2 separate regions of the Mus musculus genome follow, and region 1 is linked to region 2. The links are chromatin loops, found by intact Hi-C in ENCODE. Cell type or tissue: heart. All regions are shown on one strand. Each heading gives the region's core, and the rest is flanking DNA. Links, peaks and the distances in the headings are about the cores only. Region 1 holds the start of Orai1 (ORAI calcium release-activated calcium modulator 1). Region 2 holds the start of Setd1b (SET domain containing 1B).

What was found. Hi-C counts contacts between places; a loop is a spot of excess contacts. Peaks named below come from ENCODE experiments on the same cell type or tissue, not always from the same donor. Only the 100,000 strongest peaks of a DNase experiment are listed, where the experiment ranks them.
Region 1: it touches region 2 in a loop (1.8-fold over the local background); 2 of 42 quality-filtered maps call a loop at or near these places.

What each region holds. Positions count from the first base shown.
Region 1 is chr5:123,004,392-123,020,500 of GRCm38, forward strand. It overlaps Orai1 (ORAI calcium release-activated calcium modulator 1), which reads left to right and starts at 10,683. Exons shown (of 2, transcript NM_175423.3): 1 at 10,683-11,175. The coding sequence starts at 10,867. It overlaps Gm2479 (a long non-coding RNA gene), which reads right to left and starts at 10,636. Exons shown (of 3, transcript XR_387710.4): 1 at 10,336-10,636; 2 at 7,412-7,617; 3 at 2,902-3,668. In heart, for the core only: CTCF peaks have their summits at 6,589 (motif pointing right), 9,387 (motif pointing left) and 10,461; DNase peaks (open chromatin) are centred at 9,330, 9,690, 10,560 and 11,250; H3K4me3 peaks cover 2,875 bases; H3K27ac peaks cover 3,637 bases.
Region 2 is chr5:123,141,367-123,157,475 of GRCm38, forward strand. Setd1b (SET domain containing 1B) reads left to right here and starts at 827. Exons shown (of 17, transcript NM_001040398.2): 1 at 827-1,088; 2 at 1,577-1,761; 3 at 1,990-2,088; 4 at 2,715-2,985; 5 at 5,184-5,296; 6 at 6,181-7,389; 7 at 10,469-11,293; 8 at 15,605-15,866; 9 at 15,955-16,109. The coding sequence starts at 1,591. It also overlaps a transcript of Rhof not described here. In heart, for the core only: a CTCF peak has its summit at 8,483 (motif pointing left); DNase peaks (open chromatin) are centred at 8,475, 8,845, 9,545, 9,835 and 4 weaker places; H3K4me3 peaks cover 2,376 bases; H3K27ac peaks cover 2,104 bases.

The sequences.
Region 1 (16,109 bases), core at 5,067-13,066, 140 kb before region 2:
AATACAGTTCCCAGCAACCACATTAGGTGGCTCACAACCAGTTGTAACTCTAGCTCCAAGGTTCCAATGTTCTCCTGACTTCTACAGACACCTACAGTCATGTCCAAACACACACACACACACACACTCACACAATGTATAATAAATGAGAGCTGCAGAGAGGTCTCAGCAGATGCACACACTTGCTACACTGGTAGAGGATGGGTTCTCTTAGGACCTACACAGCCACTCAGGCATCTGTAACAACTCCAGCTCAGGAAATCCAATGTCCTTTCCGGATCTCCACAGAGGACACAAAGCACACGAGGACACAAAGCACACATGTGGTGCACATACATACATACTGGCAGTCAAATACCCATGTACATAAAAACAAGTCTTTAAAAAACAATAAATGGTGGCTGGTGAGATGGCTCAGTGGGTAAGAGCACCGGACTGCTCTTCCGAAGGTCTGAAGTTCAAATCCCAGCAACCACATGGTGGCTCACAACCCTCTGTAACAAGATCTGACGCCCTCTTCTGGAGTATCTGAAGACAGCTACAGTGTACTTACATATAATAAAATAAATAAATCTTTAAAAAAAAACAATAAATGGAAAGTAAAAATGAAAAATTGGATGGGGTGGCTCACCAGTAATTTCAGGCGAAGTCAGGCCAGAATGAGATCTTGTCTCAAAAATAAAAGATTAAGCCCAGGGTGGTACTGCTACATGCTTATGGGTAGAACTATCTTTTATGTTACAATGTGTATCTTACTGTCCATGGAAAGAAGGGAGCCTTGCCGGGTTAACACTACCCCATAATGTGAGCATTCAGGGAGACAGACAATGCCAGAGCCAGAAAGCTGGCTCCTCAGGGGACAGCACTTGCCACCAAGCCTGTGACCCTTTGGAGCTACAAGGAAGAAGGGAATAAATCTATTCCCATGAGCTGTCCTCTGACCTCCACACACAGATCTTAGCATGTGTACCTCCACATCACAAGGGTCTTGCTGGGCAGTGTGGTGTGTGGTGGCGCATGCCTAAATCCCAGTCAGTACTCAGGAGGCAGAGGCAGTTGGATCTCTGTGAGTTCCAGGCCAGCCTGGTCTACAGAGTGAGTTCCGGGAGAGCCTGGGCTACAACGAGAAACCCTGTCCCTGTTGTGAAAAACAAACAAGGTAGGGTCTTAGGCTAGCTCTGGCTAGTCTAGAACTCGTTATGTAGACCAAGCTGCCCTAGATCTCACAGAAATCAACCTCAGTGTGATGAGATTAGTTTACATACCACAGGTTTAGAGAGAAAGAGAAGGATGGGGAGAGAGAAAGACAGAGACCCATGGCAGCCTGAGCAATCTTGTCTCCAGGCAGGGAAGGGCATGACTCTGGTAAAATGCATCTATCCCTAGTACCTCGTGGGGGTGGGGAAGTGTTCATCTGGTGCTAAAGCTTTGTGACTGGTGAGGACTGATTCAGAGTCACTTCTATGCACACCTAATGTATTAGCCCTCATTAAAATTGTTAATTTCCCAGCCTGGGCAGATGGTAGGGCTGATAAGACACTTGTCTGGCAAGCACACGGACCAGAGTTTGGATTCCCAGTGCCCACACAAAAGCCTTGCTGGTCCCTTGGACTACCTGAAACCTCAGCAGCATTTGCCAGGCAGAGATTAGATCCCTGGGACTAGCTAGCTAGCTAGACGAGCCAGATCATACGCTCTGGGTTCCATGAGAGACCCTGTGCCTCAGTAAATGAAGAGGGGAGGGATCCAGGGAGACAAATGACATCAGTCTCTACTTGGAAGCGCGCGTGCGCGTGCGCGTGCGCGCACACACACACACACACACACACACAAAGAGTCTGCTCTTTTTAAAATTCGACAAAGTCCAGGTAAGGGGTTCTGCTGCGGGAGAATTAAATCCCTCAGAGCAAAAACAGCCAGGCCAAATGAAGGGCCGACAGCTTTCGGCTCTCTGCCAGCAGCGCCAGGTTTGGAGCCCAGCTGCTGCCCTCTTGCCTGATGAACGTAGACAGCCTGTGGGAGAAGGTGGCAGTCTTCAAGCCCCAGCCCCCCTTCCTGGTCTTGATAAAGCTGTGCCCCAAACAGAGCCCTGGGACACAGGAGATCCACCAGCAGGTGAGCAGAGCCTGTCTGACCTCATCATTGTCTTCAAAGAGCTATTTCCCAGGTGGGAAGATAAGTTTCTGAGAAAGGTACTGGGCAGTACGCAGAGATAAGGGTCTCCTGCCCCTGCCCACACCCACATTATAGTCTCTCCTTTCTATGTTATTTACAGAGCATTTCAGCAGGAAGATCAGCGGCCCTTCACTCGGACGGTTAATGAACTATAGCATAGCCAGATACTGACTGGGCACAGGAGATGTTGGCAAATGGACATTCCATTGCATGATGAGCTCAAACCTTAATAAATGCTTCTATAACTGAATAATAAATTGTGTCCACCATACTTAGCAAGTAGGCATTTATTAACTGCTGGACTACATGAAAGACTTTGGAACCCACCCTTTTGCTGTTGTTTCTTTTGCTTTGTTGTTGTTAGGGTTTCTCAGTGTAGCCATGACTATCCTGAAACTTACTCTGTAGGCTGGCCTTGAACTCAAAGATCTGCCTGTCTCTGCCTCCTCGGTGCTGGGATTAAATCGACCTTTAATTGTGATGCTTAAATTCATACCACATTAGCCATCAAACCATCCAGCAGGCAGTGGTGGTCCATGCCTTTAACCCCAGCAGAGGATCCAACTTTTACCCCCAGCATCCTTGTCTGGTGACTCACACCACCTGTAACTATGGCTCCAAGGGATCTAACATCCTCTTGAAGGTCTGATACCACTGTACTCATATGCACAGAGGCCGCCCCCCTTACCCCACATCTATACACGGTTAAAAACAAGGCTTGACACACACCTTTAATCAGAGGTCTCTGTGAGTTTGAGGCTAGCCCGACCTGCATAGGTCAGGCTTCAGAAAGACAGACATTCCAGGGGATGAGGAGGATAGGGGTGGGCTCATGAGCTAGGAGAAAACAGATACGCTCAAAACCGAAAATGACTTTCAGAGCCTTGGTCTAAAAGGCAAGCAGCAGCCTGCTTAGCCCATTTGGCTGCTGCGGCAAACTACCACAAGACTACAAGGCTTAGCAAAGCAAATCTAATTCTGTTTTAGAACCTCGAGATTTAACACAAAAGGCAGAATTGCCGATGGCTCAATTGGTCCAGTTTCTCCCATGAAAGCTCGGCACAGACCAGGTGTGTTGGCATATGTCAGTAATCCCAGCACTCCGGTGGAGACAAGACCAGAAACCCAAGGTTATCCTCAGCTGTGTATGGAGCTTGAAGCCAGCCTGGGCTTCCCGAGGCTCCGCATCTCTAACAGACAGACAGAGCCATCAGATTCAGTGTCTGATGAGAACTTGTTCTCTGGTTCGTTGATGTCATATTCTTGTTATGTCTTGTGGCAGATGAGGCATGGCTCCCAGTCATAAGGGAGGAGGCAGGAGTCGATCAGATAAAGCTTCCCCAGGTGAGGAGCTGAGTATAACCACGGAAGGGCCTTCCAAAATAGTAAGCTAAGTGATGATGCCTTCAGATCCAGATAGGAAAGGCTTTACAGAGGTGGTTTAAATCAAAGATCTTGAAATGGGGAGACTCTCCGGGTGAATCCAACGTGATCTTAAGTAGTCAGGAGAGACAGAAAGAGATGTACCAATGAAAACTAAGATCAGAGTAAGCGCTCTGAACACTGAAGGAAGGGGGCCCACAAGCCCAGGACTACAGAATCCACCAGAAGGTGAAAGGAGGGAGGAGATGGATTTTCCTCATCAGAGCCTCCAGAAGGAGCCAAATCGACCCTCTTTAGTTTATTTAAAACCCGCAGCTTCAGTTTGACTTCTCAGTACCCAGAAGAATAAATACAAATTAAATTATGTTCTATTAAACAACTGCATTATTTGTTAAACACCAATGGGAAGCTAAGGTACCCATGGAAAGGACCCGAGCCACTGTACCATTTATTTAGAGGCGGGGTCTCTTTGTAGTCCTGGCTGTCCTGGAACTCACTATTTTGGCCTCAAACTCACAAAGAGCCCTGCTAAGTGCTGGGATTTAATGAGTGGGGTGGTGCTAAGCCTAGCAAGTTGTATCTTTTAGAAAGGTTTTTGGCTTGCTCTTACAGAGTGAGTGACCAAGTGACCTCTGCCATCTGGGTGAATCTTGATGGCTCCCTAGATACAACGGACAAGAGAAAGCTGGAGGAAAGAGCTCTGATTCTAAGAAAGTGTTAAGGAGGACAATTGCATGGTAGACTTTTCTAGTGGAATGGATGCATGAAGGAAAGGGACTTGTGTGTGTACTCCACTGATCTATTCCCAGGACCTGCACTAGACGGGGTATGCCGGGGAAGCAGGGTATTTTTATGTGATTAGCCTGGAATAGTTCTCTGAGAAATAAATACCCTTGGTCTAAAGGGTTTTTATGAGTCAGGACAGAGGATTAAAGGCAGCCAGGCTCCACAGAAATCCCAGGGTCAGGGACTGCCGAGGATTGGAGACTTTTAATCTAAACCTTAAAACATTTTGATTTTTCACTCCCTCGATTCAAAGTGTCACTTTAAATATGTGTTTGGCAACATCAACGGTTCTATTTTTCTTTTTAATTGTACAAAGAACGATCCTGGAAATGGCCCAGCTCCAGACTGGAGGAGGCAAGGGAAATTTGGCAACAGCAGTTGAAGGCAGAGACACCAACTTAAAAAAAAAAAAAAAAAAAACTATATGTATCAAATGGATTTGAAATCTCTTTGAGAGAGCTGTGAGACCAAACTTCCTACTACCCTGAACTTGCTTGTGGTCAGCCCTGACTCAGGACTTCTAAAAGGAGTCTGATAGACTCACCAGCTTAGAATGGACACAAGACAGATGGACGGGTGTCCAGATAAAAATATCCCCACACTAATGCTGGACTGGATCTCGATTTCCTTCCGGCCTCAGTTGTCTTTCCCCTTTTTATCCTATGAGCAGCAAACAGAGGATTCTTTTTGTTGGTGCTGCCTACTGGGTGCCAAACTGGTATGTATTCTATCTGTGCACCTAACTACCAAAAGGATATCTTTATACCTGATTTCTATGTATGGCATCTGAGGCTCCAGGTGTCAGTATAATTCCACACCCCACTGCCAGGTCTGGGCCTCTATGCCCTCTGGTCCATGCCATCCTCTTAGCCTACTTTGGTCTGGATCATTGGGATCCATTCTTACGGCTGCTCAGTCAGCAGGCTTTCTGTATAGACAGGACCAATGGGAGGCAGGGATAAATAGTGGGACCTCCTGGTTGGGAAGGGCGGCCGCTGTTTCTGACATACATCCTATTAGACGCCTCTAGTTGTCCTTCCTCCACAGGTCTTTCACTTCCAGACATCACTGTTCCTTTATCCTGGTACCTGTTTTTCCTGTTTGGATTCTCAGAGATGAACTGCCCTTGGTAAATACAGATTAGCCAATTCATTAGATGTGCGATGGGGCTGCCTTCATTCTTTGATCCTCACAGTGCCCGTGAGAGGGAAGATAGTCACCATCTATTGAGCACTGTGCTGATTGCCAGACAAATGTTCTGTCACGAAACACTCGTAACGTAACAACCCTTGCTGCCTGGTGCCACCGGGACTCCCACTTGACAGATGGAGTCCAGACAGCTTGGGATGTCTGCCAACGTAGCCGAGTTACACATCCATGAGACTGGAGTCTAAATCCAGGTGTACCTCGCCCGACAGTCTGTGATTTTCCCTATTTCTGATGAATGAGAATTCAACCTCCTTGATTGGCTGCACTCTTTGAGCCCCTCCAGGGCCCTGAGATTCATCCTTTCAGGCTGCCCTTACGGAAGAGCTGCAACCCAGGGAGTTCAGAGATCCATTTGGTTAAGTATTTAGACTCCCCTTCCTTCCCCTCTCGAGATAAAGTCTAATTATATAGCCCAGGCTAGCCTCAAACTCTTCTCTCCTACCACAGCCTCCCAAGGGCTGGAACTACAGGAGTGCCGAACCACACCCAATGAACAGACTTATTGTCTCAGTTCTGCAGGCCAGCAAAGACAGCCACGTCACTGTGAGGTCACCCAATCTCGCCCATGTGTTGGGAGGGACACCTTCTCTAAAGGTTTTAGGGGAAAATCTGCCGGAAGCTTTTTGCCCCAGCTTCCGATTCCTTCTGTTTACTTCCTGTGTCTTCTCACATCTCCCCTCAGTGTGCGCTCTATGTGTGTGTTTCAGACACTTTGGTTTCACGTACGTGGGTGTTTTGCTTGCACATATGTATGTGTGTACGCAGCCCAGAGTAGCTCGGGACTCCCAGCAGTACCCCTGTTTCGGCCTGTCAAGTGCCAGGATTTAAGAGTCATAAGCCACCAGGCTGGGCTGACATCTCAGTTTTGCTTAGACAAGCTGGTTCAGCGATTCTCAAACTTTACCCAAAGAACTTGCTAAAATCAAAATAGCTTGGATGGCTTTTTTTTTTTTTAAGATTTTATATATTTTTATTTAATGTGTATGAATGTTTTACCTACACATATGTTCACCATGCGCATGCAGTACCTCTGGAGGCCAGAAGGGGGTGTTGGATCCCTGAAACCGCACTTAACAGCCAGTTGTGAGCCAGCATGTGGGTGCTGGGAAACAAACCCCGAAACTCTGCCAGAGCAGCGAGTGCTCTTAACCACGGAGCCAACTCCCTAACACCCCCTCATGGCTTTTCATAACTTTTTAATGGTAATTAAAAAAAAAATATATATATATATATCCTGACTCATCTGATCTAGAATATGAGGATCAAGCAGAGTGATGGTGATGCCCCAGACGCTGGACCAATAAAGTTTAAAAAAAAAAAAAAAATCAAAATCTATCCTACTAAAAATAAATGAATCCTAAATGAGATACTACTGCTTCCTAACAGCCTCCTTTCTTCTCGTCTGTAAAATGGTGATTTAATATTATGAGTCTGTAAGGAGTTTAATATAACACTTAATATACAATGAGATAATACACACTAGAGTTTACATGACTATAGGTGTTAGTACAAGGATGTAGGACAGGGCCTGTCATTGGGAAGTACTACACTGCTGCTAACTTTTCTCTCCTGACAGAATAAGGATGCTGCTATCTCCTATGCGACCTATGGCAGCAGTCTCTGGTCAGCCCTCAGGCTATGGCCATTAGTCCTGATAGATCAAGACCATTGTCTTTTCAGCAGAGTCTCTACACTCTCAAGCACGAACTGTTTGGGAAAGAAAAGTTGTTTTGGGCTATTTTTTTGTTTTGTTTTGTTTTTTATTTTGTTTTTTGTTTTGTTTTTTGGTTTTTTTTTTGTTTTTTTTTTTTTTGTTTTTTTTGTTTTTTGAGAGCAACCCCAGAGGTTGATAGCATACCTTCGGACGACTTGAGGGAGCCACAGGGTTGTTTGAAGCTGACGTGGAATCTGAAGCCTGGAGTCTAACCCTTGTTGGCCACCCGTACCAGTGCCAGTTTCGTTTCTTAGCAAGCGGCTTCTTCTTTCTTACCGGAGCCTCAGAGTTTCCGCCTGCTGAAGTACCTCTATTGATGGCTTTGCTGCTCCTCATGGTCCCAGCTGAATCTAGTAAGAAAGACAAAGGTTACTGTGGGTCCTTCAACCCTCCCAAGTCAGGGGCCGAGCTTAGAGCCTCCCCTCCACTCTAGATCTGGATATCTTTATTTTTATTATTATTATTTTTTTATTTGCTTTGCTTTTTGGTGCAAGGATTGAACCCAGAACTACATGCTGAAGAACTACATGCTGAGCTTTTTGTGTAGTTTTCTCTTCTATACTAATGGGCTGCGGCAAAGTAAGATTGATAAGAAGGGAAGGGGTTACAATGTTGCAATGAGGAAACCATCCCCGTTGCTAAGGCCTCAGGTGTTTTTTTTTTTTGTTGTTGTTTTGTTTTGTTTTGTTTTGTTTTTTTGCCACACCACTGCTAGATCTCTTCATTGCTCTACATCAGTAGACCTCTGTCTTTCAGACTCTTTGTTTTGTTTTGCTTTGTTTTTTGTTTTTTGAGACAGGGTTTCTCTGTGTTCCCCTGGCTGTCCTGGAACTCACTTTGTAGACCAGGCTGGCCTCGAACTCAGAAATCCTCCTGCTTCTGCCTCCCAAGTGCTGGGATTAAAGGCGTGTGCTACCACACCCGGCTGTCTTCCAGACTCTTAACCTCCAGACCTCACGCCCTCTCTCTCTTGGTTTCCATGAACCAAGGATGTCAGTTACTGTATTGACTAAACCTGGTCCTACACAAACTCTAAAGGGTGGGGCTCAGATCAATACATTAATTGGCTAGACAACTTCAGATGCCGACCTAGCATTGCTGCGATAAAGGCCAAGACCGAAGGCAACTTGGGAAGGAAAGGGCTTATTTGGCTTACGTGTTCCCAGGTCACACTCTATCAGGGCAGGAACCGAAGCAGGGATCAGGGAGGAACGATGCTTACTGGCTGCCTCAGCCTGCCCTTCTTATAGAACTCAGGATTTTACCCACCTGTCCAGGGGGCAGCACCACTCACAGTGGGCTGGGCCATCCGTGAATCAATCATTCATCAAGAAAATGACCTCCAGATTTGCATACAGGCCAGTTTGAGGGGTACACATTCTCCATTGAGCTTCCCTCCTCTCCAATGGCTCTAGTTCATGTCAAGCTGACAAACAACAACAACAACAACAACAACAACAAAAACCCAAAAACCTAACACAGATGCTATTACAATCAGAGCTATGCAAGGGAAGATATCAGGGTGACCAGACAAGACCATACGTGGGGCTATGTAGGCAAAAGGAAAGGTCTTTAGGATAGTTGAGCACAGGTGTAAATGATAATCAGGAATAATAAGCACAAAGCCCATGTAGGAAACAAACCTAATGGGGTGAGATTTCAAATTCCAAGGGCTCAATCTTTTCGTTGTCATTTTATGTTCTGGAGACATTTTTGTTTGTTTGTTTGTTTGTTTTGGTTTTGTTTTGTTTTTCGAGACAGGGTTTCTTTGTATAGCCCTGGCTGTCCTGGAACTCACTCTGTAGACCAGGCTGGCCTCGAACTCAGAAATCTACCTGCCTCTGCCTCTGCCTCCCAAGTACTGGGATTAAAGGCATGCGCTACCACTGCCCAGGGAGACAAAGTCTTTTATGTAGCTGGCCTAGAACTCAGAGATCCTCTTGCCCTGCCTCTGTCTCCCAAGCGCTGGGATTAAAGGCTTGTGCCACCATGCCAGCCCCAAGTTCTCAATCTTTGTAAACCTGGGAAGGCAGCAGCTAGGGGAATCTCAGAAACTCCACAGGAGGCCTCTCTTTTGTGCCATGTGGTTGAGTGAAGGGCTGCCCTCTAGCGGTTGTACAAGAGTTTAACTCTCACACTGTTAGACCTGGAGTGCCACACCACATGCTTAGGATTTATTTGACTGGGATCTAAATTTATCATTTGTTCTTGTTTTTCCCACATGTATTCAGTCAACAAGCATTTCTTCAATGTGGAGTATGTGCCAAGAAACATTCTGAAGGCTGGGGGTTAAAGCGGTGAGACTGCTCTTAACGTGTCCTAAAGTTCCTTAGCCCAGTGCCCTCCCTACCTTACCGGTATCTCCTGAGCCCCACCCTGAACCTCCCTATTTTCCTCTTCCCTTAGGTCCTGGCGCCTATCTTGCTGGCCCAGGTCTCAGCTCAGATGAGACTCCCAAGGTGTGAACCTTTTTAGTCTGCCTCCTGCAGAATAGAAAACGCTACGGAGGGGTCTGGGAATGGCAGGCACAGGCTAATGGCAGGCACATGCTAATGGCAGTAGTCCAGAGGCTTGGGCAGATGGCTCTTTGTGAGTTCGAAGCCAGCCTGGTCTATATAACAAGTTTCAAACCAGGCAGAGCTATGTAGTCTCAAAAATAAATAAATACAAACGGGGGCTAGCATTCTAAAATTAAAATAAAAACCCTGTTACTATCCACCTTTTTTTATCTTTTTTTTTTCTGTACACATTTACAGTCTCCTGAACTATAATTGACTCGATGTTTGTGTGTCTTTTCTACAAGAGTGTTGGCTGCAAGGGTGCAGGGAATTTTGTCCCTCTTGTGTTTCGAGGCAAGGGCTCACTCCTCCTTCAAACTCATTGTTTTCCAGTCTCCTCTATGCTGGGACTCCAGGCACGCATAACATCTTCGGGATCGACTTTGTCCGTCTCAATCACAAGCCTACACCCTGCCCTCGGTGCCTGGGACCGTGTTGGCACCCAATAGACGCTCAATAACCGCTCACTGAACTCTAGTAGCCCTCCGCTTGCTCTTTTTTCCAACAGACCTTTTGCCACCTTGTTCCAAGGAGGAAATAGGCCTCAGGAGGCGCCCAGAGGTGACCTCGGATGGCCTAAGTCAAGAGCTCCGGGAGCAAAGCCACAGGAGCAGCTGCAAAGAGAAGCGAGGCCTGACAGCGTGGGGCGCTTCCAGGAAGGCGAGCCAGGGGCTGGGGGCGGAGCCGTCGGAGGCGGTGCGGGGTACGTCACTCGCACGGACACCGCCCACCGCCTTGTGGGCGGGGTGTGTTCGTGGGTGTGGCGTATGCAAATAACCTCGGGTCGCCGGCCAATCGTGGAGCTCGCGGAGGTGCCGGCTTGGGACCGGACGCCGGTCGGCACGCAGGCTCCGGTCGCGGCCGCTTGGAACTTGCGGAGCGGTTCTGCAGCCAGTGCCTCGGCCTTCGGATCCGGTGCGTCCGGCTGCGGGAGACCGGCTCGAGTGGGAGGCCGGCGGAGGTGCGGCGCGGCCCGGCCCGGCCCCGGGGCCGCAGCCTTCTCAGGCGCTCGCCGCCAGCCGCGCCTTCGCAGCGTACTCCATGCATCCGGAGCCTGCCCCGCCCCCGAGTCACAGCAATCCGGAGCTTCCCGTGAGCGGCGGCAGCAGCACTAGCGGCAGCCGCCGGAGCCGCCGCCGCAGCGGGGACGGGGAGCCCTCGGGGGCCCCACCGCTGCCGCCGCCGCCACCCGCCGTCAGCTACCCGGACTGGATCGGCCAGAGTTACTCCGAGGTGATGAGCCTCAACGAGCACTCGATGCAGGCGCTGTCCTGGCGCAAGCTCTACTTAAGCCGCGCCAAGCTCAAAGCTTCCAGCCGGACCTCGGCTCTGCTCTCCGGCTTCGCCATGGTGAGCTCGGGCCTCCCTGCCCTCCTCCCCTCTTCCTGCTTCGGCCGCTCCCGCCCGCAGCCCCGACGGGGCCCACAGTTGGGAGCGGGCTGGGCGTGCCTGGGGTGAGGGGAAGAGCTGGGGAAAGCTGTCCTAGGCGCCGGAGGGGAGCCAGAGGCTGCTGAGCTGTGAGGGCGAGGTGGACGACCAGAGATAGAGATACCCACGCGCAGGTGTTTTTAGACGGGCACCTTGTCGCGGCAAAGAGGTTAGGGTTACAAAGAATGTTGCTTTCATGAAGTTGCTATGTAAGAAGTCTGCCCTGCATGTAATCAGGGGGACAAGAAGGATGCAAAAGGTCCAGCCCACTGAGGACAGGTGTCAGGAGATGAAGATGAGCTACATTGTGGCCGCGCCTTCTCGCACACCTAAGGCCGGAAGGTATTAACAAGACTTTATCAAATATTGGAGGGGATTTCCCAATACGTTCCACCTCCCCATACTCCACTAACTCTTACTCCCTTTTACACTCCCCACCCCACCGCATTTTCCAAGAGCCTCAGCCTAGGGGTTGAGTGCCACTCCCCACCCTCATTTTCTTCTCTAGAAACTTGCCTCTGAGTCACTGGGTGTGGGGGAGGAGGGTGGGACATGTTCCCCTTGAAAGGGCTCTTGCTTGATGAAGAGGTAGGCATATTTTCCTCCCCTCAAGTCCCAAGAAGGTGGTACGAAGCCTCTGCAGGAGGCGCCCCTGGAGGCTGCAGGTTAGGCACCAGACCTTAACTCTAGGAATACCTTCAGGCTTGCCTGTCTTGGAGTTTGCCTGGAGCTGTTATTATCTTTCGATGACATCAACCTACATCAGTGGGGTCTGCCGCCCCCCCCCTTCACCATCACGGCCGCCTCCCCCCCCCCCCCCCCCCCCCCCGTGAATTAGCTAAGCCTTTGGCCTTGAGGAAGGGAGTGGTTGGCACCCTTGGTTTTCTTGGGAAGGGAGTGTTGTCTGGGTCTCTCCCTGTCGCCTGCAAACAAGTGGATCAACACAGTTGTGAGCCCGGATGCTTTAGAAGCCCACAGTGCACTAGGCCAGAGAGGAAAGGCCAGGAGGTGTGATATAAATTACCCTTCCCAGCTCTGCCACTTGCTGCTTGCCTGTATGACCTCAGGCAAATCAATCTCTCTCTCTCTCTCTCTCTCTCTCCCTCTCTCTCTCTCTCTCTCTCTCTCTCCCTCTCTACCTCTCTCCCTCTCCCCAGATCTTGATTTCTTAAATGGCAGATTAAAAAAAAAAACCTTAAAACCGACTTTAAAAAATGATGTTGGAGGAGGAGCCCTTTAAAGAGGTGAAAGTGAGTTGGCTTATAATTATAGTACTCAGGAGGCAGAGGCAGGAGGATTGCCCATGACTTCAAGACCTGTCTGTTCTACACAGCTAGTCTGGTAAACAGGACTTGAACCTGGGTCAGCCAGTGTCTAGGTCTTACTTAAGACATACCACAGTGCTATGGGCAGTTTCCAGCCAGGGCCAGGTAGCTCCAAGCCAAAGGGAATGAGAAACAAAGCCACACAATGTTTCTTTGGAAGTTAAAGAGAAAGTTTTACACTTTAGGGGAGGGGGTATCACGTGTTTATGGCTTGTAAATTGTAACTTCTTAGACCCCAGGAGAGGTGAGGGTCAGATAGGGGGTCCTTTCCTACCCTCTCCTTTTCTCGTTCTCCTCTGCAGAAGGTCAAGCCTCCACTAAAAACATGGAGGAGGTTAGAAGGCTGGGGTAGCTAAAACCGGTGGATGGGCATGGGTGCATCCACACTGTCTGTCCTGGGAATCTTGTTTGCACAGCCTGGGTAGAGTAGGCTCCTCAACTCCAGGATGCCATCCTTTAAATTGTGCAGACTTACGAAGGGTTGAGGTCCAGGACTGCCTCCCTTCTGAGCCACAGTTTCAACTAAGCACTCTGCTATGAAGCTGGACTTCTAAGAACTCTGGATTCATTGTCTGAGGTCTCCTGATGCTCTGCCCCCACTGCCGACACCCAGCCCCTTGAGTGAGCCTCAAGAGAGGAAGGGGGTGCCTGGCCACCCTCATGCCATGGTAACGGAGTGACAAGTTTCCTGGATTACTCTTCTCTTGGCTTGTGAGTCAGCACAGCCAACTTCCTGCCCCCAGAGGGCTTCCTTCCTACAAACCTGGAAAAGTAGAGGAGCTGACCCGACCTTTGCCCCTCCAGTGTTAGCCAGGTTGCCTGGAATGCCAAATTCACCTGCTTATCCCTAAAGTGAGCGTGAGGGAGAGTCTCTCAAAAGGCCTGGTGGAGATCAAGCCAATCCTAACTTCATGATGAAAGGGTGTAGGCCAGGTGCCTGTAACACATTGAGGATAAGCGTCTTTGAGGTTAGTTTTCTCCTGTGTAGAGATGGGCAGATCTTGTTCTCTCCTTGACTTGTATGAGGGTTCCTTACGAGGGCCCATGGGGAGCTGAGGGATTTCAGGACCTGATGCTGTATCTGGTCTGCTGGTGGGACTCTACAGATAGAAAACGAAGGGAACCCGAATCTAGGTTAGATGTGCATTTTACAGTGTCCCTGGAGCCAAGAGTATCCCTTGGGCAGGTGGTAGTATACATCTTTAAACCCAGCAATTCAGGAGGCAGAGGCAGGCAGATCTCTGAGTTCCAGGCCAGCCTGGTCTCCAGAGCAAGTTCTAAGACAGCCAGAGCTACACAGAGAAACACTATCTTAAAAAACAAAAGTTTCCTTCAGAGCCTACCTTTAGGCTGTCTGTCCCTAAGGTTACCACAGCCTGGGCCTGACCCTGTCCCTGTACAGGACAAAGGTGGTCATGCATGGGAGGCAGGCTGTAACATTAGCCTAAGCAGACGATAATTGGGAAGGTCAGTCTGGTGCGGTAAACAAAATGCCTTCCACGACCTGGGATCAATTAGTTTTGGATTATCTTCCTCCTCAAGTTCTGCCCGCCAGCCCCTTTTTTGTTCCAGGTTCCAGAGCAGGTTCAGAAGTTGGCTAAGCTTTCTGGGAAAATGAATTGGAAGGAAGCGCTCCAGTCATGAGACATGATTGGGTGTTTTTGACATACCCAGAGATCAGAGTGCTGGGTGGGAGGTGAGCAAGAAGCTACTATTACCACTCGGTACTAATCCCCGGAAAGGAGGGTTAATGCTGGAGTCGATGGGCCTCTTGTACCAGGCTAGCAACCGTGGAAAATGCTTCAGAGGGGTCCTCCTGTCATCTTCCTTCCAAGCATGGTTGTGAATGACATGCTGCAATTTAAGTCACTGGCTCCGGAAGCCATTATAGCCCTCTGGGTGGTCCATGTTGGAAAGCAAGCCTCAGAGAGTGGCAAGGACATAGAGCCCAGAAGCTCTAGGGTAGCAAAATGGGAATGGGCACATCAGCTACCCAGGTGCCAGTGTCAGCCGGGCTTCTTCAGGCTGTAAAAACTGGGGGAAGTTGCTTAACCTCTTGGGGTTCCTTCCCCAGTAAACAGCAACCAACCTCATTGGCTTGTGGATTTGTTGGGTTGGTATTTGCAAGTTATAATACCTGCCTAGGTATCTAGGGAACTTGTTTACGCTAGTTGCCATGGTGTGGGGGTCTGCTTTCTGAAGGATGGAAGGATTGTGATTCCAATGGAGCCTTGAGGATGGTGGAAGTGAGGTCCTGAGGAGAGCCTACCAAACTGGCAAGAACCTTCACAGTCAGTCGTGGGGTCTCTAGGGAAAGAGAGGGGGTCTGGTGTGACTGGCATCATGCCACACACCAAGTCACTCTGGTGGCTCACACCTCTAATCCCCGGCACTCGGGAGGCAAAGGCAAGCGGCTCTCTGTGAGTCTGAGACCCTGCCCTAAACAAAAGCCCTATGGTAGAGGACATTGAGGACCTCTCTAGGAAGTTGGAACTCTTGGGTGAGCAGCAGGGACCTATCAAAGATTATAGACAGGGGCCTGGTGTGAATAATGTAACAGTGATGATTAAAGCGGGTATTACGTAACTCTTAACTGTGTCCAGCATGAGCCCAGACTCCTTCCTTCCTTTCATTCTTGTTTAAACCTCACCGTAGCTCTTAAAAGTTTGAGAACCACACAGGAAAACCAGGGCTCAGAAAAGCCCTGATCACAGCTAGCTAGTAGGACTGAGTTCTGTTGAGTCTGACTGGAGCCTTTTCTCCCCTCCCTCCTTTTGCCAGTATCCCCGCCCCCACCCCTACCCCGAGCTGGTTGATAACCAGGCCTTTGGAGTCTGCCAGATGCCCAATTCTGCATGCAAGATTTGTACTCTGGGCAGTGCATAAATGGAACTCTCTGCTGAATATCCCAAGGGGAGGTTGATGTCTGCTCCGTCGAGAGAGGCCTTTTGTGAAACTTCACAAGTGCCTGCCTGCAGCACTTTCTGGAATCCTCAGCTGGGAACAGTGAGGGGCCCTTCCCTTGATGGGTCCCTGACTGGAAAGGAAAAGCCCTTTTTAAGTGGGCTTCCCAAGGCAGTGCTCTATTGATCTACACTGGGTAGAGGATAGTCTGAAGGAAAGAGAATATGAAGTTAAAATGTAAATCAGCTGCTTTCTCTCACAGACCCTATGAGGGCCTTTAATGTGCTGCTTTCTTGAAAGGGACATTTCAGACAGAGAGGAGGACCACGGGCAGTGTTGATCTGTTTTGTTTTATAGGTTTTTGTTTGTTTGTTTGTTTGTTGTTTTTGTTTTTCGAGACAGGGTTTTTCTGCATAGCCCTGGCTGTCCTGGAACTCACTCTGTAGACCAGGCTGGCCTTGAACTCAGAAATCCACCTGCCTCTGCCTCTGCCTCTGCCTCCCAAGTGCTTGGGATTAAAGAAATCCACCACTGGCTGGCTAAATTAATTACTTTTAAGTTATCATATAAAGTGATGGATTTCATTATGACATTTCCATTCGTGTGTTATTCTTTATACTTTGTTCA
Region 2 (16,109 bases), core at 4,403-12,402:
AGCGCTGATTGGCCGCCGCCACTCCCGGACCTTTAATAAAGAAAGGGGAAGGAAAATGATAAATGCAAAAAAGGGGACTCTCTGTCGCTGGTGGCTGGAGGAAGGAGGGAGGGAGAAGCATGTGTTCAAGACAATTACTGGGCGCTCCCCTCCAAAAATAAAAACAGAAAGGCAAAAAATAAAAACGAAAAAATAAAGAGAAAGAGCTATCTTCCCCGTCCAGGCGAGGGTTGTATCCTCCCAGGAATGTGAAGGCTAGTGTGGTTCCAAACCTTGGTTTCCCTTCCCCAGCACAGCTCCTGGGAGGGAGGGGGCGTGCGGGCCAAAGAGGAAGCGGGATCGGAGATACCTCGATTGCAAACTCGTTTGGGGTCGACGTCTGCCTCCCCTCCAGGCTTCTAGTAGTCATACACACGATCACCCCCCACTCGAAACCCAGCCCTTTTCGCCGAGACTCCACGCGTCCACCACCGGCCTGGGCAGTTTGGAAACAGTTTGGGAGGCCCTGGGGGCGCACACCGTGGAGTCTTCCGTAGCTGGAAGGGTAGCCCCAGCCGCGGGGGAGATAGAAGCCGTGGAGACCCCCCTCTCCCCCGTCAGCCAAGCCCCCCACCTCAGTCCCAGCAGAATAAATAAATTAAAAGGCCTTCCCCCCGGGGAAGGGGGGGGAGGCAGTGTGGGAGCGCGCGAGTGAGGGGTGGGGGGCCGCTGGGGCCCGGGGCTTTGGCGGCGCAGCTGCCGCCGCCGGGAGAGTGCCTGGGGAAGCGGCGAGGAAGGCGAGGGGAGGAGGAAGAGGAGGAGGAGGAGGAAGAGGAGGAGGGTGAGCACTCGGGTCGGGCTCCTTAGCGGTGTATTGTGGGATGTGCGGCTACTGGGAGCCGAGCCTCCGCCGCCAGCCGCCTCCCGGGCAGCAGCAGCAGCAGCAGCGGCGGCGGCAGCAGCAAGGGCAGCGGCAGCTCGGGGCCCGGCAGCCGCTAAGGCGGCGTCCCCCCCATCCCGGCCCCCGGTCCGGCCGCCCCGGCCTCGGCTCCCGCGGGGGACACCATGTACTGGCTGGCGGCGCAGGGAGGCCGGCGCCCGGCGGGGATGTAAGCGCGGCGCAGGGAAGGGAGGAGAGAGAGAGAGAGAGAGAGAGAGAGAGGCCGCGGTCAGAGGAGCCGGGCAGCCCGAGCCCCCGGCCCCCGCCCGGGCGGGCGACGCCAGGCCCTGCCGCGCGCCCCGCTCCCGAGCCGGGCCGAGCGCCACGCCGGGCGGCTGGCGGCACCATGGGCCGGAGCCCGCGTCCTCCGTGCGTCCCGGACCGCGCCAGCCCGCAGCGGGGGCCCCGGGCAGCCCCTCGCTGCCAGCCGGAGACGGTGGCCGAGCGGGCGGGCGCGTAAACCCTCCGGAAAGGGTTTATTCTCTCGCTCCATTCTTAGATTTTTTTTCCTCGGGAGGCGGGGGGGGGGGGGAGAGGCAGCGAGACAAGCTTTCGGGGCGCGCTGGTAAGGTGGGAGGGGGGTGGGGGCCAGCCGATTGGATTCTCGGGCGAATGTGTAGAAGCGTCGGAGAGGACAACAACTTGCTTGGGTTTCAGGTTGGGTTAACGGCATGGAGAACAGTCACCCCCACCACCACCACCAGCAGCCCCCGCCGCAGCCCGGCCCTTCGGGCGAGAGGAGGAACCACCATTGGAGAAGTTACAAGTTGATGATTGACCCGGCTCTGAAAAAGGGGCACCATAAACTGTACCGCTACGATGGGCAGCATTTCAGCCTGGCCGTGAGTAGCCGGCGCGCCTTCCCGCCACCCCCACCCACCCCCGGTGGAGCCCCCAGACAAGAGGCGAACGGAGGGGGACCCCTCTTCCAGCTACCTGGGCCAACTGTCAGCCAGGACTCCCTCCCCTCAGCCTGGAGTGGGACTGGTGCCTTGAGGGGGGGGGGTCTGCCCCTGCCCCTGGGGAGGGTGCCAGCCCTTCTATACTGAACCCCCTGTCTCTGCCCACAGATGTCCAGCAACCGCCCGGTGGAGATCGTGGAAGATCCCCGGGTGGTCGGAATCTGGACCAAAAACAAGGAGCTGGAGCTGTCTGTGCCCAAATTCAAGGTAGGACCCCTCCTCTCTGTCTTATGGTCCCTCCCCCCCTCCTTCCCCGAGTTCGAAAATAACGCCAGTCCTGACCAAGCCCAGCCGGATTCTTAGTTCCCGCCGTCCAGGACTGGGAAGTTTTGGCGGGGAGGGGGGAGAGGGGTGTCCCCTCCGGGCCACTGTAAACAAAATAACACTCGGAGAAACTGTAACGAGGGCACTGAGACTGTATCATGCCGGCAGAGCTGGGGGCTCCCGGTCCCCACCTGGGTCCTTGCGCACCCAGGGCCCTGGCTCAGGGACCCGCCCCCCTCCCAACCCTTTGGCTTTAAAGGGGACAACTTCCTAGACCAGAGGGTCGTCTGGGATCCAGCAGCAAGGATAGGAGGCCAGAATAGGGGGGTGGGGAAAGAGAAACTGTTTCTTTTTCCCCTTTCCTTTCGAACCCAGAGGACTTCCAGGTTCCAAACGATTTAATCCTCTGCTTCCTAGGCCCGCCCGCATGCTTTTTTTGTTTTCTTTTTTCTTTTTCTTTCTTTTTTTTAACTGCTGGGCAAGTGAGGCGTGCTTGTGTTTTCTCTTTGGTTTTAATGTTTTCCAAACTCCCTCCCCCCCCCCCCCACCTCGGCCGCGGCCCCTGGCAGATCGATGAGTTCTACGTGGGCCCTGTGCCTCCAAAGCAGGTGACATTTGCCAAGCTGAATGACAACGTCCGTGAAAACTTCCTAAGGGACATGTGCAAAAAGTATGGGGAGGTGGAGGAGGTGGAGATCTTGTATAACCCGAAGACCAAGAAACACCTGGGCATTGCCAAGGTGGTCTTTGCCACAGTCAGGGGCGCCAAGGAGGCCGTCCAACACCTGCACAGCACTTCTGTCATGGGCAACATTATCCACGTGGAGCTGGACACCAAAGGTTAGTGGTGGCCCGGCCGGTTGGTGGCCTGTGGGGGAGGAGCTGGAAGGCCACCTGTCAGTCTCACCCTCATCTTGGAAACCCCTTTATCGTTCCTTGTCTCTTCTTTGGGATTCCCCACCACCACCACCACCATTTATTTTTTGTCCCCTCCGGAGGGCAGAGTCACATGGAGCCAAATGTGTTGTCTGTTGCTAGGAGACAGACTATAATTTACCAAATGTGCCAGTCCTTGGCCACTGCACCCTTAGGGACCACCCAGAGGCTTCCCCCACCTATGACACCCCTGTGGGCCCCTCTCTGAGCCCCTGTGGCCTGCGTTTAGACAGTCCCTAGTGTTGCTGCCTGTGTTAGGGGAGATGGGAGGGTTTGTTTATTTGTTGGGGGCAGAAGAAGAACCGTGTGCCTTTAAATTCATAAAAGTCATTCCTTAAAGATCTAGGGTGCCCGTGCCCCTTCACCCCCTACCGGTGCCCCTTCCCTGAACCAATCTGAGCCGAGGAGTGTTTCATTGATAATGTTCTGATAGCATTGATAGTGGATCTTGGGGGCGGGCTGCTCTGGGTGCTCATGGGTTGACACTTGTCTTCCCTCCTCTCTCTTAAAGAGACCGCAGCACCTCTGTTTGCTCAGGCAGGCTGGGGAGCCACACCTCCTACCTCCAGAGCTGTTGACTCTCCTCCACCCCCACCCCCACCCCCGCATCCTGGCTCAGGTGAAAAGGCCTGACAAGACACAGAGGGCATCCCCCCTAAGTTTACCTGCGTCCTTTCTAAGACATCCCTGCCAGTCTGCGGGCAAGTGCAGGGGGCTTTGGGACCAGGTGGTCCCGTGATCCTAATGTCAAGTCCGGGGGTTGGAGGAGGGGCGTGGCACTGTTGAACCCTGCCTGGGAGGACTCCAGGGGTGAACACCAGGGATTTTTCTTTTTGAGTTTCTGAGCACACACCAAAGGCAAGACAGAAAAACTTAACTTTGTTTTGCTTTTAATGATGGCGACATGCAGTCTCTAAGACCTAAGACCGCGCTGGGTGTTGTCGCAAAGGGTTGTGGTTTGTGGTAATTTTGAGTGGATTTGGCAATTTTGAGTGGATTTGGTTACCCCCCAACCCCCGCTTGCAAAGCCTAGTCATTTCTGTCCAGTCGACAGCTTTCCTTCTCATTTCCCAGTTCCTCGAGCCCTAGTAAATGACCCCCAACCCCACCCCTGTCGCCATGCACTTGTGTGTGTGTGTGTGTGTGTGTGTGTGAACAGACTATTAAATCTACTACCTAGCCTCACATTAAGCTGAAGTTCAATTTCCCCCATGACTGAAGCCTGCAGTCCCCCTCTCCCATCACCTGCCCACATCTTAAGCAGCAGCTAAGCCTCACTACAATTTCATTTCTGGGGGACCTGGAGGGGTGGAGAGGGAAAGAAAAGAAAGGAAAAGACACAATCCTCAGATACTACCACTTATTTTGAGATTTGTAATTGTATTTCAAGAAAGAGTCCAGTAAAGTGTGGCTCACCTCCTTTGCATATGTAAGCAGCTGCCTCTAAGGCTCTAAATACCAATAATCGGGGCCTGGTTGATCAAAATCTCTCTCTGGTGGGTAGAGAGGTAGGCAGAGGGCTCCAGGTAGTCCCCGGGCAGACTCTGGGTACTCCTGGGGCTTAAGCTGGTGGAGAGCAGCCTGCGATTGGCTCACAGTAGTATGTATGTGTTTGACAGGCTTAGATTGTCTTTTGGCCCCAGATAGTTAAGTCACCTCTGTCCCCAGACTTCCTCTGCCCTTGTTACAAGCCGTGACTATTCTGTGGTGAAAGAATGTGGGGGATGGGGTGGTAATAGCTCCTTTTGGGGGGGAACTATAGTCTAAGGAATGGAAAGAACTTTCCATTTAGGATGGCATTTGGGGGTTTTGGGGTTTTTTTTGGGGGGGGTGCAGTGGGGGGAGAAGCTCTGTCCCACAAAGGCATTAACCTTAGAATCTCAGGATCAGAAAGATCAGAGTTTTGCAGCCTGGTTGGACAGATGAGAATCTGGAATGAGGTGAGAAAGGGTAGAGACCTAATCAGGGGACACACAGGATCCCCGGGCCTGTGGTCGCAGGCACAAGGGATCCCTGACCGTGCTAATAAGTGAGTTGGAATCCCCATGGGGATGTGTCCTGGTGGAGCTTCCATGGATACCCTTGTCCCTTGCCTGTTACAGGGGAAACTCGCATGCGCTTCTACGAGCTGTTGGTCACCGGCCGGTACACCCCTCAGACCCTCCCTGTTGGTGAGCTGGATGCTATTTCTCCGATTGTGAGCGAGACCCTGCAGGTAGGTTCTTCCCTGCAGCTGCTCCCTCCGCTTCAGCACCTCTTGGCTTTAGAGACCTGACCACACCTGCTGTTGGTTCCCAGCTGATCTAAAAACCCTGTTTTCCCAAGATCTGCTGCACCAGTTCTCCGCTGGGATTGGCCCAGCATCCCTGAGTCCCTCCTCTGGTTCCACCCACCCTCCACCCATACTGGGATTCCCACAGATGCAGGCTGTTTTTCTATATGAATGTCAAAACATCGCTACGTTTGGGTCTTAGTGTCTGGTATCCGGGCACCCTCTGTACGTATTTCCAGAAAGCAGAGTTCAGATCCTCTTCCAGAACAGACTGGCTCCTCCACCCACGGTATACCAGGACACTCACCTAGCTGATTCCATTCAGCCACAGTATGAACTGAGGTGTCCCCCCCTCCCAGAGGACTGAAGTCTGTTTGCCTGCTGATCAGGAGGCATGGGGGAGGGGCTGTCACACCTTTTAAATATCTAGAATTTGTAAGGACAGTCCATCAAACCCAAGACCACAGTCATTGGTCACATCTCTGTGTCACACCCTTTAATGTCAGATGGCCTGAGGCTTGGGAAGGAAATAGCAGCCTATACCAAAACATCAGGGTCTTCTCTTTGTGCTGCCAGTATTAGGGACAATCCTCTATGTGTGCAGAGGGTAAACATCTATACTTAGGGATAGGGAAAAACAACAACAACAAAAAGAAACAAAAAAACCCCTGCGCACTTCCAGGCACTCCAGTTCTTTCCTTGTGATGGGAGGTCATGGGCTCCACACTCCCTAGCAGCCAAAGTTTTAGCGGGAAGCAGCTCAATTGCCTGGTTCAGCTCGGTCCTCCCTCCACACCCACAACACCCATGATCTCTTCTCTCTCCAGCTATCAGATGCTCTGAAGCGCCTCAAAGATGGCAGCCTGTCTGCAGGCTGCGGCTCTGGCTCCTCGTCAGTCACCCCCAATAGCGGTGGGACCCCCTTCTCCCAAGACACAGCTTACTCCAGCTGCCGCCTGGACACACCCAACTCCTATGGACAAGGCACCCCAATCACGCCTCGCCTGGGCACCCCTTTCTCCCAGGATTCCAGCTACTCCAGCCGTCAGCCCACACCCTCCTATCTCTTCAGCCAGGACCCCACAGCCACATTCAAGGCGAGGCGGCACGAGAGCAAGTTCACAGATGCCTACAACCGCCGCCACGAACATCATTATGTCCACAACTCAGCGGTGGCTGGAGCCACAGCTCCTTTCCGAGGCTCCTCGGACCTCTCTTTTGGGACAGTTGGCAGCAGCGGGACTCCCTTCAAGGCTCAGTCGCAGGATGCCACCACGTTTGCCCATACTCCACCTCCTGCCCAAACAGCCACGGCTTCTGGATTCAAATCAGCTTTCTCTCCATATCAGACTCCAGCACCCCCCTTCCCGCCACCCCCTGAGGAGCCCACCGCCACAGCAGCCTTTGGGAGCCGCGACAGTGGGGAGTTCCGGAGGGCACCTGCGCCCCCGCCCCTGCCACCCGCTGAGCCTCCAGCCAAGGAGAAGCCAGGCACCCCTCCTGGTCCCCCGCCCCCTGACAGCAACAGCATGGAGCTGGGTGGTCGGCCTACCTTTGGCTGGAGTCCTGAGCCCTGTGACAGCCCTGGCACCCCTACTCTGGAGTCCTCTCCAGCCGGGCCAGAGAAGCCCCATGACAGCCTGGACTCCCGCATTGAGATGCTGCTGAAGGAGCAACGCACCAAGCTGCCCTTCCTTCGTGAGCAGGACTCAGACACCGAGATACAGATGGAAGGCAGCCCCATCTCCTCCTCCTCCTCCCAACTCTCCCCGCTCAGCCACTTTGGCACTAACTCGCAGCCCGGCTTCCGCGGTCCCTCGCCACCCTCCTCGCGCCCCTCCAGCACAGGTCTAGAGGACATCAGTCCCACACCACTGCCTGACTCTGATGAAGATGAGGACTTGGGCCTGGGCCTGGGGCCTCGGCCCCCACCTGAGCCAGGCCCCCCAGACCCTATGGGTCTGCTAGGCCAGACAGCCGAGGTGGATTTGGACCTGGCAGGAGACAGGACCCCCACCTCAGAGCGGATGGATGAGGTACCACCATGCCTGTCTGTCTGTCTGGGATTGATTTTGTCTGTCTTGTGTTCTACTCCTGATACATTTTACTAGCTAAGATGCGGGAGCAACGGGACCCTGTAACGCTCCTCCCTGGACGCAGGCTAAGTTCTGAGCTCTGGCGGGGTTTTCGGAGAGACCCTAGGCTGTGCTCATGGTCCCAGGTCATTGTCTCTGTTAATGGCGCTGTGTGAGGCTGGCTCAACAAACACTCCCAGGTGTTCTTTCTCAGAGCCTGGTGCCCTGAAGAGAGGAGAAAGCATGCAGGTGGAGCGGTCCAGCAGTCCATCTGTCCATCTGTCTTCCTTTTCTTGGTGGCTAATTTAGGATCTAACGTTTAGGGGGAAGGGGTTAGGGTTAGCTTTGGAGGGGAACAGAGTGTAAATCAGATGAAGGTGTCTGCCCCCTACTCCTTCCTTTCTTCCCTCTATCTCATTACCCAGACCTCCTGTCTCAAGAAGTTTCGAAGCTGGGATGGTGAAGGTTCCACTGTCCAGGTTTTCTAGGGGAGAGGATCATTGTGTCATCTTTCTAAGCTCAACCCTGGGTCCTTGTACTAGGGGGCCCAGCACGCATTAACAAGTAGACGCTCAGATAAGAGACCCATGCACCTGTGGACACAGATTTGCGTGTCCTCCATTAGCCCCCTCTGGCTGCCTGCAAAGGAACTTTGGGAGTCAGGGGAGGAGGTGGGGCCGCAGATGGCTGAGGCTCCTGGGAGCCTGCTAGCAGTTCTGGGGAAGTGGTTTTCTGGCTTCAAGGGTCAAGGCAGAGGGAACTGACAGGTGTACTTGAGCTAACTAACTAGGCTGTAGGCCCTTCCCCCATCCCTCTTAGGCAGCCTAGGTTTGGCGGATGTTTATCATGCCAGCCACCTGGTCCAGGGTTGAGTCGCTGGAGGTCACAGGCCGCCCTAACACTCTCTCCCTTCCTCCCTCCTTCCCTCCCTCCCTGGGCATAAGAAGAGGAAAGCTGAGGCTGGGAAGGCTGGAGTCTGGACTGCTCCAGGACAGAATTATGGAGATGCTTCAGAGTAGAGCTAAGCATCAGGTCGGCCCTCCGGCGCCCCCTGCTGGAGGTCGGGAGAGCAGTACTTAGGTTCTGCTGTCTGGTAGTGCTTGGTGTCTGTAAGAGCTCTTGCCCCGACAAGGCTGAGGTAGAGAGGACCCGTGGGAAGGGACAGGATAGGCAGAGGCTGGTGAGTTTAAAAAAAAAAAAAAAAAGGTTTCAGCCCCAGAGCCTTAATTAGCTGCCTTGTCACACGGACTATGTGACCTCTATAGAGGAAGGTCTTTTCTCTCTCTAGTCTCAGTTTCCTCATCTGTTGAGTGGGTCTGTATGAGTCCTGCCTCACCATCTCCATGGAAACAAGGTGTCCCTTCAGTTTGCCTGAACTACAGGCACTGCGGCCAACTGGTTCCCACCCGCTGTGGCCAGGGAGGGAGGGGGCAGAGCCAGTTTGCCTGCGCCCCTGTGATTGGCTGACTATAGCAGCCGGGAGTTAACCCTCTGAGCGCTGCTCCACGGTGATGCTGGGTGCTGTCCGGAGCTGACGTTAGGGCATTCTTTCTCTTCTTGCTCAGCTTGCCTGGCCTGCCCTCCCAAGGGTACCTTGAGAGTGTGCTCTCAGGATGTGTTGTGTTGTGTGTACAGGGGGAGATGAGAGTCTAGACACTCCTTTCCCCAGCAGATGACTCCTCTGAGGCCCTTCTCATCAGGTGGTGTGTGACCTCTGACCTCCTGCCTTCTCAGCCTTCCAAAGCACCTACTGTCACTTAAGCTTTGTTTTCTTAATATTTTCACCCAGGGTGAGATGTGTGTGTTTGGGAGGGGGGGGCGGGGCGTCTGACCCACAGAGTCCCTTGCGGAACCGGAACTCATTTTTCTCACCTTCCCTCCAGCTCCCACCTCTAAACCATAGCAACTCAGGGCCTCTCTCCAGTTCCCAGGCTCAGATGCTAACATCTCAAAAGACCCAGATCTCAATAGACTCCTCCCACATCAAGTTTGGCCCAGGTTGTCCTTTGATCCCGCCCCTTTCCACCCCCCTTGCAGTCTTAGCGGAAGCTCTTCCTGGGGCAGGTGTCTGGTGTGTGTGTGCCCTAGCCCGGCTTCTTGAGGTCTGTTGTGGGATGCGACCACGCATGTCTGTAGCTCTCAGCCTTGCCAGCCTGTTCTAAAAGCCAAGGAGACTTAAGTGAGAAGATTGAACTGGCCCAGTGGGAGTGAGCTGGCCCAGCTCTGGAGCTGTAGAGCACTGACCTAGCAGCATGTCAGCTAGGGCTCAGTCCCTAGCACAAAAACAAACAGAAACCCCTTCTAATTGATGGGTCCTTAAGGCGGCTGCCTACCCCCACCCAGGCTGCCAGCACTTCCTCGAAGCGGGTACCTTTTGCACTAAGCCCTGCTGGCCACAGTGGCTGAACCCCAGGCTGGGGAGCCACTTCCTGTTTCAAATCCCCCGGCTGTGGCTCTTATTGGTTGCATGGTCTCCAGGAAGTTACTAAAGCCTTTACATGTCCTGAGTTCCTCCTTAGTAACAGTGGAGAGAACAGACCCCTCCGCCCAGAGTTGTTCTAAGAACTGGCCAATGCATGTAAATTTTCCTGGCACGTGGGAAGCATCACTGAGTGTTAACTCTTTCCTGTGATCTTTCAGACTCTCTCAGACCTCTGCGGGGTTCTCCCCACACCCTGTTCCCTTCTCTCGGCCTTTCCCCTTCCCCATGCTGAGATTTCTCATTCCGCTTACGTTTCACCTCCACCATTTTTTAGAAGTTCAGCTCCATACAAATCAAGACTTGTGGCTGTCTCGGTCACTTTCGGCTTCTCCGCATCTAGAACAGTACCTGGCACACAGGTGCCGCAGAGGGAATGGCTATTTGGATGCCCCTTGTACCAAAGGAGAAAAGTATCGTTTGGAATGGTTGACTGATGTGCCCGAGGTCTGGCCAGCACGCTGGGAGTCCCCCACACTGATCCCCTGATCCCCTGATCCCAAGACTCTGACTCCTTGGTGCTTGGAAAATGCTTACAGAACCCTCACTGCTCTCTTCCAGGGCCAGCAGTCCTCAGGAGAGGACATGGAAATCTCAGATGATGAGATGCCCTCGGCCCCCATCACCAGCGCTGACTGCCCCAAGCCCATGGTGGTGACCCCAGGGGCCGGGGCTGTGGCAGCCCCCAACGTGCTGGCTCCAAACCTGCCCCTGCCCCCACCCCCTGGCTTCCCTCCATTACCCCCGCCCCCTCCTCCACCCCCACCACAACCTGGCTTCCCCATGCCCCCACCTCTGCCTCCACCACCACCACCACCACCACCAGCCCATCCTGCAGTGACAGTGCCCCCGCCACCCTTGCCAGCGCCCCCGGGTGTCCCGCCCCCACCCATCCTTCCGCCGCTACCTCCCTTCCCACCGGGACTGTTTCCTGTGATGCAGGTGGACATGAGCCATGTGCTGGGTGGCCAGTGGGGTGGCATGCCCATGTCCTTCCAGATGCAAACACAGATGTTAAGCCGGCTCATGACAGGCCAGGGGGCTTGTCCCTACCCACCTTTCATGGCCGCTGCGGCTGCCGCCGCTTCTGCTGGACTGCAGTTTGTCAACTTGCCCCCCTACCGGAGCCCATTCTCCCTGAGCAACAGTGGCCCAGGACGTGGACAGCATTGGCCGCCCCTGCCCAAGTTTGACCCCTCCGTGCCACCACCAGGCTACATACCACGTCAGGAGGACCCGCACAAGGCCACGGTGGATGGGGTCTTGCTGGTAGTGCTCAAGGAACTTAAGGCCATCATGAAGCGTGATCTCAACCGCAAGATGGTAGAGGTGGTGGCCTTCCGGGCCTTTGACGAATGGTGGGACAAGAAGGAGCGGATGGCCAAGGTATGTAGGTGGATGCTCAGGAAGCCCGTTAGGGTCACGAGAGGGCCGGCAGGAACTGGCCTAGGCATCCCTTTCTCTGAAGATGTGTTACTGGATGGGTGGTTGCTTCTACAGCCAGCCTGAGACAACTTTAAGAAGTGCCAACAAGCAGGGTGTTGGTGGCACATGCCCTTTATCACAGCGCTTGGGAGGCAGGGGCAGGTGGATCTCTGAGTTTCAGGCTAGCCTGGTCTACAGAGTCAGTTCAGACAGGGCTACACAGAGACACCCTGTCTTGAAAAACATAGGTAGGTAGGTAGGTAGGTAGATAGATAAGCTGACTAAGCAGACTGAACCCATGGCCACTGGCTGCATGTGGCTCTTCCCCTTTAAATTCTTCCCCTTTAACTAAGAGGAGACAGTAGCATCAGACACAGTTCCTCATTGGCCCACTCTGAGCTTCAGGAGCTCAACAACTTCCTGCCCGGTGGCAGCTGCCAATCCAGGTGGTCCCTCAGCTGAGACCTCTGGGACCTGATTCACCTCCCTTTTCTCTCCTGATACATTGGGCACAAAGTCTGACCTTGTGGGGACCTCTGCCTGCCCTTTTCCCTGGAGGTTTGCCTATCCAGACCCTCACAAATGATCCCTAACTAACTGCCCTTTCCCTACACAACGGAGAGGAGGGACAACGTCCTGAAGCCTTTTCCTTTAAGAGGTGGAGTCTCAGTCTGTGCTATGAAAGCTCAAGGATGCTCCTGCCTCAGCCATGGTAGCTACAAGGACAGGCACTTACCTGGTTTTAGTGTTTTTTGTTTTTTTTTGTTTTTTTGTTTTTTTTTAGTTTTTCGAGATCGGGTTTCTCTGTATAGCCTTGGCTGTCCTGGCACTCACTTTGTAGACCAGGCTGGCCTCGAACTCAGAAATCCGCCTGCCTCTGCCTCCCGAGTGCTGGGATTAAAGGTGTGCGCCACCACGCCCGGCCGTTTTAGTGTTTTTAAGTCCTCTCAAATAAGCAGAGAGTCCTGGCTCACACCTTTAACTCCAGCACTGGGGGCGGGGTGGGAGTGGGGGAGGCAAATGCTGCAGGAGCTCTGTGAGTTCAAGGCCAGCCAGGGTTACATAGTGAGACCCCCCCCAAACCCGGTCTCACAAAAGCAAATGATCAACTAACTAAAAGGAAGGCCTCAGTGGCTGTCCCTTGCCCCTAGTCCACTCTGCTCCTCACCCCACCCGCAGAGGAGGGCGTCCACCAGTTTTGCTGTCTCTCCCTGCACTGCACTGTAGGGAGCTCTGTGACTAGAAACTTGTTCTCTGCAGGGTAGGTAAGTGCGGCCTGTCAGGACTCATATTACGGGGTCATAAAACCAGAGAACTACCCGACACACAGTTCTTTATCATCCATTACTTGAATTGTGTTGGCCCCCCTGGGATGTGTAACAGTCAGAGCTATCTGAAGCTATGTCGTCTGTAACTTAAAGCGCCAGAGCTTTGAGGGTGGCTCCTTTTGTCCAGTTCACCTCCGTCCTTTCAACCCAATATGTCAGATCCTTGAGCCACCACCTTGGGGTGAACACTGAAGTAATAGCGATGCAGGCATATTTGCTTTTTGTTGTGTTTTGTTGTTGTTATTGTTGTTTTGTTTTGTTTTAGTTTTTCTTTTTCTTTTTTTTTTTTTTCCAAGACAGGGTTTCTCTGTGTAGCCCTGGCTGTCCTGGAACTCACTCTGTAGACCAGGCTGGCCTCGAGCTCAGAAATCAGCCTGCCTCTGCCTCCCGAGTACTGGGACTAAAGGCGTGTGCCACCACACCCAGCTTGTTTTAGTTTTTCAAGACAGGGTTTCCCTGACTAGCCTTGGCTACCTGGAGCTCATTCGATAGACCAGGCTGGCCTTGCTAGCCTAGAATTCATAGAGATCCGCCTGCCTCTGCCTTCCAAGCACTGGGGTTAAAGGTGTGCGCCACCACGCCCGGCGGTGGTGGTTTTTAAGACAGGGTCTCACTATGTTGCCTTGGCTGTCTGTTACTTGCTGTGAAGACCAGGCTAGCTTCCAACTCAGAGATCCACCTGCCTCTGCCTCCTGAGTCCTGGCTTTAAAGATGTGTGATTACCTCACCTCGCTCTCACATACTGTAGACAGTCTCATTTTAATTACAGCTATATCTGGTTTTTGCTTAAGTAAAATACTTACTGAAACCAGGTGAAGCACACCTTTCATTTTGGTACTCAGAATGGAGAGGAAGATGGAATCTCTGTGGGTTCAAGGCCAGCCTGGTCTACATAGCAAGTTCCAGGACAACCTAGGCTACATAGAGAAACCCTGTCTCCAAAACACAAACAAACACACACAAAACCCAGAGCCTCTAACCCAGGCTGACCTCAGATTCTCTTTGTAGCAGAGAATGATTCTGAACTGGGAATTTTTGTTTCCATCGCTGGAGGGGTTAGGATCCCGAGTAAGCCCCGCCACACACAGTTTAACAGTCTCTGGGAATGGAACCAAAGGCTTCATGCCCGCTAGGCAAACACTCTTCTAGCTGAGATGTATCCCCAACTGTGAAAGAAAAACTTATCTATTTTGTATATGTGAACACAGTGTCACTGTCTTCAGACACACCAGATGAGGGCATCAGATCCCATTACAGATGGTTGTGAGCCACCATGTGGTTGCTGGGAATTGAACTCAGGACCTCTGGAAGAGCAATCAGTGCTCTTAACCACTGAGCCATCTCTCCAGCCCTCTGAATAAATTCTTTAAGCTATGGGCAGTGCCTGAGCCAGAAGTGAAACCCCCCCACCCACCCCCAACTCCGTCATCCCGCACATGGGAAGTACCCCCACAACCCTTGCTGGGAATGTCAGGAATTTGAGGCCAGCCTAAGCTACACAGTTCCATGCATAAACCAACATAAGTGGGCTAGAAAGATGTCTCAGCAGTTAATAAGCACTGCAACTGCATGGCAGGCCAAAGCTGTCTGTCAATCCAGTTCTGGGAATCCAGCGCCCTCTTCTGGCCTTCATAGGTACCAGGCATCCATAGCACACAGACAGACATGAAGACCAAGCAGCTGTACACATAAAATAAAAATAAACTTTGGCCGGGCAGTGGTGGCTCACGCCTTTAATCCCAGCACTCAGGAGGTAGAGGCAGGCGGATTTCTGAGTTCGAGGCCAGCCTGGTCTACAGAGTGAGTTCCAGACAGCCAGGGCTACACAGAGAAACCCTGTCTCAAAAACAAACAAACAAACAAACTTCTAAAGGAACTTATATAACAGATTCAAAAGGCTAGGAACTTGGGTTTGTTTGTTTGTTTTTTGTTTTTTGTTTTTTTTTAATTTTGAACTAGGGTCTTCTAAAACTAAGGTTGGCTTCAATTTTGCTATGGAGCCAAACAAGTTGTCCTTAAATACTCCCATCTGCCGAGTGTGTGCCACCAGTCCCAGCTCTGTTGTTGTTAGCGGTGTTTAGTTGGTTGGTGGTGGTATTTTATGTAATAGGTGTTTTTGCCTCTATGTATGTAAGTGCAGCGAGTGCCTGCCTGTGTTCCACAGAGGCAGGCATCGAATGCCCAGAAACTGGAGTTACAGACGGTTGCGAGCTGCCATATAGCTGCTGGGACTAGAACCCAGGTCCTCTATAAAGGCAGCCAGTGCTCTTAACCCCTGAGCCGTCTCTCCACCCCTCCCCCTCCCCATTCTGTTTGGTATTGGTTTTGCTTCTTTGGTTTTTCAAGACAGCATTTCTCTGTAGCCCTGGCTGTTCTGGTACTGGCTACGTAGACCAGGCTGGCCTTGAACTCAGATCCACCTGCCTCTGCCTCCCAAGTTATGGGATTAAAGGCATGCAACTCCCATGGCTGGCCTTTTTTCTATTTCTTTTCTTTTCTTTATCTTTTTTTTTTTTTTTTCAGCAATAGCTCAAGAGATAAAATTGGTTTCAATTAATTTCTGAAAGAAGAACTCCATTCCTTTTGTTCCGGGTATATTGGGTCCACTGTGTAGACACTGTGACTGTTTGTAATACCCTGGGACCACACAGCACAGGGAAATTGGACCTTGGTGCCTGTGGTAGTGATGTAGATATGTTCTTGCAGCGCACAGCTCTCATTCCTGTGCCCCCCATGTGGAGGCCATGCTCCAAAAACTGCAGCTGTGGTAGTGTTGTTGGTGAAGCGGTGGTGGAAGGGCAGTGTGGGGCTCTAGAACCCTAGAAAGAGAGGGAGGTTGTGGCCCAGTGTATGGGAAAAAAGTGTGCCATTAACTAAGGCTGCCTGCAGGGGGCAGCAGCAATGCCTCGGACTCTGGTCACTGTCCCCTTCTCTCCCATCCCAGGCCTCACTGACCCCCGTGAAGTCCGGTGAGCACAAGGACGAGGACAGGCCAAAGCCCAAAGACCGAATCGCCTCCTGTCTGCTGGAGTCGTGGGGCAAGGGTGAGGGCCTGGGTTACGAGGGCCTAGGCCTGGGCATTGGACTGCGGGGCGCCATTCGCTTGCCCTCCTTCAAGGTCAAGAGGAAGGAGCCACCGGACACAGCCTCTTCTGGTGACCAGAAGCGGCTACGGCCTTCAACCTCTGTGGATGAGGAAGATGAAGGTCAGTGCTTTCTGCTGCTGGCTGGCTGTTGGTTTCCCCCTCCTCCCCATCACTGCGTCCCCGCTCATAACTCCTTCTGTTCCCACAGAGTCAGAGCGGGAGCGGGACCGGGACATAGCTGATGCTCCCTGCGAACTCACCAAGCGGGACCCCAAAAGCGTGGGTGTGCGACGCCGGCCAGGACGGCCCCTGGAGCTGGACAGCGGCGGGGAGGAGGATGAGAAGGAGTCCTTGTCAGCGTCC